2 separate regions of the Homo sapiens genome follow, and region 2 is linked to region 1. A link is an interaction called in ENCODE POLR2A ChIA-PET data of the cell type or tissue named here. Cell type or tissue: OCI-LY7. All regions are shown on one strand. Links, peaks and the distances in the headings refer to the core of each region. The heading gives the core; the rest is flanking DNA.

Region 1 (4,381 bases), core at 307-4,306:
AGTGGGAGTCACAGTGGGGGCCATAGCCTAGTTGACGGCAATGAGGCCTCCAGGGCAAGGAGTGGGAATTCAGTGACGTCTGCCCCACAGGGCAGGTGGGAGGCTGGACCAGCCTTGGGCTAAGGAGACCCTGTGAGCCTCATGGCCCGAGGCAGCAGTGCTTGGGGCAGAGGCCAGGCTTAGGTCTCTGCAGGGGCTGGGCCTCCCTCCAGGTGGACCTCCCCCCGCCCCAGGCTGGCTTTGGGTGAATGCATCTGACTTCCAGAAGCCCCAGAGCAAGACCCTAGAGTAGCTAGAAGCCCCAAGGGGACCCTGGGCGTGGCGGGAGGGGGCAAGGGAAAAGCCTCCAGAGGGTTCAGGGCCCTCCCCTGCCACAGGAGACCCAGTGAGGGCTGCAGGGACAGCCTGGATCTGTGCAGTGCAGATGGCGTGGAGGGGCAGAAGTGGCACGGTTCCCGCGTGCACAGCTCTGAGTGAGCGCAAGTGTGGCTGCTGTGCACACCCAGGCAGCGGGTGCCTGAATGGGCCTGTGTGAGGGGCTGGGACTATTTATAGCCGCTCCTAGCCCAGAGGAGCTATTAATAGCCAGGGTTGAGGGGGACGGACAATGTCTCCTGCTGGCCGCTGCCTGCGGGTGGGGTGGGGGTGGGTGCCATTCTGTGCCCGGAGACACCCGGGGCTGGTACCCCAGCCCCCACCCAGGCTTCGGCACAAGGGCCACTGTTATCTGGTCAGCAGCTGAGCCAGGGGTCTGCATTCACCTGGGACAGCAGGCTGGGGGTGCACCAGGCTACAGCCCCCACCCTGCTCTCCCCGGAGGCCGTTCTGCAGCCACACTGACCCTGAGGAGGATGGGATGGTGGGCACGTGAGCTGGCAGCAGCAGGGCACCCCGGATGGAAAGGGATGCTGAGACCAGGACCCCCATATCTGGTTCTCAGATTCCAGCATGGGGAAGGGGTAAGGAAGTGCTGTGGGGACCGCAGAGCCAGAAGTGGATTTGAGAGAGGCCGGCCCTGCAGGCCCCCCAACCTGCCTCTGGCAGTATAACCAGGTGTCCCTGAAGTAAACAGGTGAACTGAGGCCAAGTCAGATGGGCCTTGGAGCCACTGGAGGGGTGTGGATGGAGGGCTGTGGGTGGAGGAGAAGGGCCCTGCCAGAATTCAGGCTGGTGGGGGCAACAGGCAGCCTCATAGCCCGCTGTCCTGGCTGAGGCTCATTCCCTGTGATCATTTTTGAGAAAAAAAAAAAAAAAAAAAGGGGGGAGGGCGCCTAGCTTGTAAAAAGACCAGATCCCGACCCCACGAAGGGTGAAGTGTGACCTGGGTGGGGCGGGGGGCACCCCTCCAAGCCTTGGCTGCACCCGGCTCCCTGTGCCACACGCGTCCCCAGCATCAAGAGGCGCACCCCCCACCTCTCCCTAAGCCCAGCCAGGCTGCAGAGAAAACAGGAAAGCTCGGAGGCCCAGCCAGGCGCCCTGTGGGCGGGCCTGGGGGAGCTGGGGACGCAGGTTCTGGCTTCCACCCCGGGGGGGCGGGGGGTGTGCGGCGGCGGCGGTGGCGCTCGTGCATCTCATTCTGCGCCTGCTCCCGCGGGGGCTCCTTTCCTTCGGGGAGCCCCCGCCCCCGGGGCCGTGACTAAGCGGAGTCACCTGCCGCCAAGGGCTTTCCAAGAAGGTCAAGGCCAACCGCGCTCCGGCCCACGCCCCAGAGCTCGGGCCGGGCCCTCACAGCCATCGTCCTGCTCATCGTCATTGCTCCCGCAGGGGGTTCCCAGCGACGAGGAGCGCGGGGCCGGGGCGGCGGGGGAGGAGCGCGGGCGGGTCCCTATGGGGCTGGGCACGGGCTGCAGGTCCCCTCCCATGCTCAGCCCAGGCCCCACACCCTCCACCCCTGCTCCTCCCGGACCTCCACCCTCCCCTCCGTCCCTGCTCCTCCCGGACCCCCACCCTCCCCTCCGTCCCTGCTCCTCCCGGACCCCCACCCTCCCCTCCGCCCCCACCCCTGCTCACCCCAGGCCCCACACCCCGCACCCCTCCTTCTCCCAGACCCCCAGGCTCCCCTCCGCCCCTACCCCTGCTCCTCCTGGACCCCCCACACCCTCCCCTCCGCCCCAACCCCTGCTCATCCTGAACCCCCCACCCTCCCCTTTGCCCCACCCCTGCTCCTCCCACATCCCCACCCTCCCCTCCGCCTCCACTCCTGCTCCTCCCGGACCCCCACCCTCCCCTCCGTCCCCGCCCCTGCTCCTCCCGGACCCCCATCCTCCCCTCCGCCCCCACCCTGCTCCTCCCCGCGCCCCCACTCCCCGCCCCCACCCTCCGTCCCCAACACCTGCTCCTTCCCAGACCCTCATCCCCCTGCCCCAGTCTCGCTCTTCAGCGCACCCCCGGCACCTCCATTGCGTCCCCTCCCCCCACCTCCTCGTAGCGCCCCCATCTGCTCCCCGCCCCCGCCCGCCGGGGAAAGCCCAGCTGACGCTTCCGGCACCGCCCCCTTCCCGGCAGGGCCGCTCCCCGCCCTTCCCGCCCGCGGGAGCAACACCGCCCCCCGCGCCCCACCCCGCGCCCCGCCGCCCGCCCGGGTCCCCCAAGCCCGCTCTGCGCAGGGCGGGGTCCTTCCTCTGCAAAGGGCGGACCGAAGACCCGGGCGCCGGGCAGAGGCTGGAGGGGGGCCCGGGTGGGGTGAATCCCCAGTGGGTGCCCGCTCCCCACCCCCACCGCGACCACCAGCCCCCGCTCCGAGCAGGGACTCCGAGGCTTGCGGGTGACCCTCGAGTGGTGGCCGCCCTGTGGCCCAGAGAGCCCCGTCGCAGGCAGGTGGGTGAGCGCAGAAAGACGCTGGCCCTGGACTGCCGTTTGAGGGGTGAGGGGCCAGATACCCCTCCCTGGCTCTGGGGGGATCCTCCCAAAGGCCAGACCGGGGTAGGGGGGAGAGCGGACCCTGCTCAACGGCTGGGAACGGTCTCTCCAGAAGGATCCCCCGGGAGTGGGTGGAGGGGGTCTCTGGAGAGGTGGGTGCCCTGCAGCCTCCTCAGGCCAGGCCACTCCCGGCCCCTCACTGGTGCAGAGCAGCCGGCTTGGGGTTTGGGAAGACCGCAGCCCCAGGGAGGCGGGGAGGGGCGCTGGGCCTGGAGGGGGAGTGTGTGGCCTGAGAGCCGGTGGCCCCCACCAGCCACATTACAGTAAGCCTTTCTGGGCCCCAGCACCGCCCCCCACTCCCCTGCAGGACCTGGGCCCTTCTGCCCCCCGACCCCCAGGGCCCACCTGGCACAGGCTCAGTCCACACCCGCGTGCTGGTCACGGGCATATGAGGAGGAGGGCAGGGCCACTGGGCCAGGGCCCTCCACCCTGAGTCACCCCACTGACGACCACCCTTCCCAGGTGGCAGGCAGAGTCCCCACCCCAGGCCTGCGGGGTCTGGGAGTCTGAAAAGGGACAGAGCCGGACCGGGGGGCTGAGGGAGCAGCAGGGGCAGGCTGAGGAGAGCACCCCACTGAAGGCCACACCCTTTGAGTCATCCTGTGGTGGCCAAAGGCCCAGCCCCCTCCTCACAGCTCAGCACGCTGAAGAAGTCTCAGGGTGCCTCACCTCACCCAGCCCCCAGGTCAGCTGAGGACATGGCTGAGGCGCCAAGACCGCCTGCCACTCTGGAGCCAGCCACAGACAGGCAGCGCCAGGGAGGTGTACAGGCAAAGGCACTCTGTCCAGCGGGCACCACTGGCGGTGGACGCGACGGGAAGGGGCCTGCACTCTTGGGGTGGGTGAGCCTGGGGTGAGAGTCCAGGGGGCACAACCTTGAGAACAGTGTCCTCGGGGGGCTGCTGGTGCCCGCCCCTGAAGCTCTGGAAAAACAACAGAAGGCTGCATGGAGAGGCCAGGAGAACACGCACAGACTCAGTGACCAGAGGGGCCACCAATAGGTGACCCCATCCCCGGGGGTCTGCTGTGCCCCGGCCTCGGTGCTGGCTGGGAAGAAACAGGATGTCTCCAAACCGTGCCTCCTCCGTGGGAGAGGCCGGCCCCCTGCCCCGGCTCCCCAGGACCTGCCCGAGACCCTCCTGGGATTACCCAGGACCTGCCCGAGACCCTCCTGGGATTAAGTTGCAGTGTATCCTGGTGGGGATGTGCTGGCCCAGTGACAAAGGGGCCACAGCCTGAAGGAGCCCGGGACCCGAAGCCGTGCCCAGCCAGATAAGCTGCATGTGGTGGACGGCGGAGAGCTGACGGGTTGTGGGCCCTTTTCTGAGGACTAGGACCCCAGGAGGCGGTGTCCTCTGCTGCTCTGTTTCACGGCCCAGAGGCTCCTGGAGTGTGGGACACACGTGAGGAGGGGTGAATGTCAGAACAGCCACCGCAGACAGGGGCTGAAAGTCATGTGGCA
Region 2 (4,381 bases), core at 122-4,121, 72 kb after region 1:
AACGACACCATCTGTTTACTGTGCCTTTTCTGTTTGGACACACAAATACTTGCCACGGTGTTACAAATGCCTACAGGCTTCAGTGTAGTAACTGCTGTGCAGAGTTGCAGCCTCGGAGTGACAGGTTATACCATCTGGGTTTGTGTAGGTGCACTCTATGAGGTTCACACAACGACAACATCGCTGAGTAACGCATTTCTCAGAACACACCCCTGCCCTTAGTGAGACCCGGGGCTGCCGTCACTTGCAGAGCTAGGACTGAATAAGGGTTTGCAGGGGAGAAACACAGCACAATAGCTGGACTCCGTGGTTTCTGACTTCACGGGGGGGGGGGGGGGCTTGCTGGGATAGAACCCCATGGTCAATCAAGGAGCATCTGAACTTCATCGATGGTTTGACTCGCAATCTTTCAGCTCTACGACGGTTTAATCAGGGCTTTTTTTTTTTTTTTTTTTGGAGACAGGGTCTCACTCTGGCGCTCAGGCTGGAGTGCAGTACACAATCTCAGCTCACTGTAGCCTCAAACTCCTGGGCCCAAGCAATCCTCCCGCCTCAGCCTCCTGAGTAGCTGGAACTACACCTGAGTGTCACCACACCTGGCTAATATTTTAAAACATTTTTTGTAGAGAGGGGGTCTCACTAGGTTGCTGAGGCTGGTCTCAAACTCCCAGGCTCAAGTGATCCTCCCACCTCAACCTCCCAAAGTGCTGGGATTATAGGCGTAAGCCACCATGCCCAGGCTCCAATCAGGTATTAAGTGCATTTTCGACTTTGATGGGTTTATCGGACGTGGCCGTGTCCTGAGTTGCGAAGCATCTGTAGTACGTAATGGCTACACACTCTGTAGTTGAGACCCTGCATAACTACACAGAATGGGAAGACTTAGGCAAAAAATATCTTCACTGTTTTCAGTAATGATATAGGTGGCAGTTGTACTGCCATTGTTATTTTGAGATTGTGATGTTTGTAGCAAGAGATAAAACAGATGAGACATTATGCGATATTCCAATTCTCTCATCTCCACTGTCCTTGAGACCAGCACTCTCAGTGGAAAAAGAGGACGGAGACGTAAGATTAAAGCACACCCATGTGAACGCCCTGCCGTCAGAAAGCAGATCACACACTCCAGCAGAGGCCTAGAACCAGCGGCCAACCCAACAGCAGTGAGCACCTGTCACATGCAGACTGTGGTTTTGAAACTTCCAAGCCCTTAAAAGAAACCAGAGCTGAAGAAATGGCTTATTTCAGGTCTGGAGCCGGAAAAATACAAGATGAGCACAGAACATATCAGACAGCCAGAAACCTCTGAGAGAGTTCAGGAATGATGTCAAAAGGATCCAGGAGCCAGCTTGTAGGGGCTCTCACTGTCCAAAGAGGACAGAATTTAACATCCCAAATATGTTTAAATTCATTAGTTCACCAATACCAACATCAAATCCCTAACTGGTCGCCTCTGGAGGCTGATAGGAAAATGATTCATCATTGTGAAAACTGATGAATTTAAAAAAAGAATCAGGCATTTATCTTCAGTTTTCTCCATGAACTATAACACCAGAGAGTGGATAAGAAGAGGTTTATCTTTAATAGTTCATCTACTACATAAAGAAGCAATAACTCAGCCAGAACATCACACTTTTTTTTTTTTTTTTTGAGACGGAGTCTCGCTCTGTCCCCAGGCTGGAGTGCGGTGGCGCGATCTCAGCTCACCGCAACCTCCGCCTCCCCGGTTCAAGCAATTCTCCTGCCTCAGCCTCCTGAGCAGCTGGGATTACAGGCACTCGCCACCACGCCCAGCTAATTTTTGTATTTTTAGTAGAGACGTGGTTTCACCATGTTGGCCAGGATGGTATCAATCTCTTGACCTCGTGATCCGCCTGCCTCGGCCTCCCAAAGTGCTGGGATTACAGGCGTGAGCCACCACACCCGGCCTACAAAAAAATTTTTAAAACTTAGCTGGGTGTGGTGATGCGTGCCTGTGGTCCCAGTTATTAGGGAGGCTGAGGTGGGAAAATCACTTGAGCCCGGGAGCACCACTGCACTCCATCCTGGGCCACAAAGCAAGACCCTGCCTCAAAACCAACCAACCAACCAACCAACCAAACACAATCTACAAGAAACCAAAGGATAGAGGAACACACTGGGCCTCTCCAGAAGAATGCAGCCAGCAAAATCTAGACCGTGAGATGCACGAGTCCAACCACCAAGTTACCTCAGAAAATACTTCCACGGGAGGTGGGGTGGATAATGTAACCTGTAGATTCAGACTGAAAGGCTGGCCGGGTGCGGTGGCTCACACCTGTAATCCCAGCATTTTGGGAGGCTGAGGCAGGTGGATCACCTAAGGTCAGGAGTTCGAGACCAGCCTGACTAACAGGGTGAAACCCTGTCTCTACTAAAACTACAAAAATTAGCCAGGCGTGGTGGTGGGCACCTGTAATCCCAGTTACTCAGGAAACTGAGGCAGGAGAATTGCTTGAACCCAAGAGGCAGAGGTTGCAGTGAGCCGAGATCACGACACTGCACTCCAGCCTGGGCGACAGAGCAAGACTTAAGTCTAAAAAAAAAAAAAAAAAAAAAAAAAAGGAAAAACTTAACTAATATTTAGAGGTACTCAGTTCAGTCAAAACAACAAAGAATAAGGAAGTAGCTGCTGTAACAGTAAGATTGAGGCAGCCTCTGCTGGGAGGGGCTGGGGCGGCACGCACAGGGGCTCTGGAAGCTGGCAAGCACCTCTTGACCCAAGCACCAGTTACAACTGTGTCCATCTTATCATATGACTCATTACGCTAGACACTGATTTTATTCAGTTTCTGTATCTGTGCCACACTTTAAAATAAAAAAGGTTTAAAAACACACTTATAAAGCTACACTAGGCTGGGCGCAGTGGCTTACGCCCGTAGTCCCAGCTACTTGCAGGCCACGGTGAGAGACTTGAGCACAGGAGATCAATTCCAGTCTCAGCAAAAAAGTAAGGCCTCCGCCGCACAAAAAATAAGAAAGACAGAGAAACCACCTTCCAAGCGACTTTGCGGCAGAAGCGTTGGGGCCGCTCCGTATAGGTTCCACGCACAGGGCCAACCGCCCTCGGGGACTTACTAACAAAATGAGCCACTTGCATTCAATGATCTCAACTGCTCCGTGCTACATCCAATTCAGTAAAGCACAGTTTTTTCATTTTTCACATTCAGATTGAAGCAAATTAAATGAAAACCCGTTCAAGATACCCCTTCTCACCCTACCATCCTGGCAAAAATCCAAATGCTTAGTAATGCCCTCTGTTGGTCAGGCCCTCTCCCACAGTGCTGACAGGGTGCAGGCCTGTGCGGGGGAACTTGGAAGCACTCACCAAAATTACATGTATCCTCCCACCCAGCAACCACACGCTACGAACAGACCTGAAGACAGTCCTCACCAGAAACACAAAAAATGCAACACACGGCAACGTCAGTCACAGCGGCATCCCACGGCAAAGGATCAGAGCCCGTCAATAGGACCCACACATTCATACATGTGCTGAGCAGAAAAACCAGACACGCAGGGGCCAGCCACGGCAGCTCACGCCTGTAATCCCAGCACTTTGGGAGGCCAAGGCAGGTAAATCGTTTGAGCCCAAGAGTTCAAGACCAGCCTGGGTAACATAGTGAGACTCCCATCTCTACAAAAAATTTGAAAAAAATCAGCTGGCATGGTGGCATGCGCCTGTAGTCCCAGCTACTCAGGAGGGTACAGTGAGAAAATCACTTGAGCCCGTGAGGTCGAGGCTGCGGTAAGCCAAGATCAGGCCACTGCACTCCAGCCTGGGCAACAGAGCCAGACGCTATCTCAAAACAAACAGGTCAGGTGTGGTGGCTCACATCTGTAATCCCACCACTTTGAGAGACTGAGGCAGGCAGATCATTTGCAGCCAAGAGTTTGAGGCCAGCCTGGCCAACACAGTGAAACCCCATCTCTACTAAAAATATAAAAATTAGCTGGGCGTGGTGGCGGGTGCCTGTAGTCCCAGCTACTCAGGAGGCTGAGGCACAAGAATCACTTGAATCCAGAGCGAGACTCCATCTCATAACAAACAAACAAGAAAAACCAGACACACACAGTGTCAACAGCCCATGCTAACTTTTGTGAAAGACAGGAGGGGAAATGAGTTGTGGGTGTGTTTTGCTTACTTTTACAGGACGTAGCAGAAGTAAAAAGCGTTGCCTAGGCCGGGCATGGTGGCTCATGCCCATTATCCCAGCACTTTGGGAGGCCGAGGTGGGTGGAATGCCTGAGCTCAGATCGAGACCAGCCTGGGCAACATAGTGAAACCCCATCTCTACTAAAGTACAAAAAATTAGCTGGGCGTGGTGGTGGGCGCCTGTAGTCCCAGCTACTCGGGAGGCTG

What was found. Peaks named below come from ENCODE experiments on the same cell type or tissue, not always from the same donor. Only the 100,000 strongest peaks of a DNase experiment are listed, where the experiment ranks them.
Region 2: POLR2A ChIA-PET joins it to region 1 with 5 read pairs; 8 of 35 experiments call an interaction of 5 or more read pairs at or near these places.

The regions. Positions count from the first base shown.
Region 1 is chr22:49,933,520-49,937,900 of GRCh38, reverse strand. No RefSeq gene overlaps it. Among named protein-coding and RNA genes, the nearest start is that of CRELD2, 17 kb to the right of the region's middle. RefSeq lists silencers at 1,410-1,949, 1,726-2,020, 2,509-2,898, 3,009-3,228 and an enhancer at 1,159-1,998. In OCI-LY7, for the core only: no CTCF peak of the experiment used is centred there; DNase peaks (open chromatin) are centred at 1,060, 1,670, 2,170, 2,460 and 1 weaker place; H3K4me3 peaks cover 2,459 bases; H3K27ac peaks cover 3,546 bases.
Region 2 is chr22:49,860,895-49,865,275 of GRCh38, reverse strand. All of the region lies in intron 1 of ZBED4 (zinc finger BED-type containing 4), which reads right to left. It also overlaps a transcript of ALG12 not described here. Among named protein-coding and RNA genes, the nearest start is that of ZBED4, 9.2 kb to the right of the region's middle. In OCI-LY7, for the core only: a CTCF peak has its summit at 3,317 (motif pointing left); no DNase peak of the experiment used is centred there.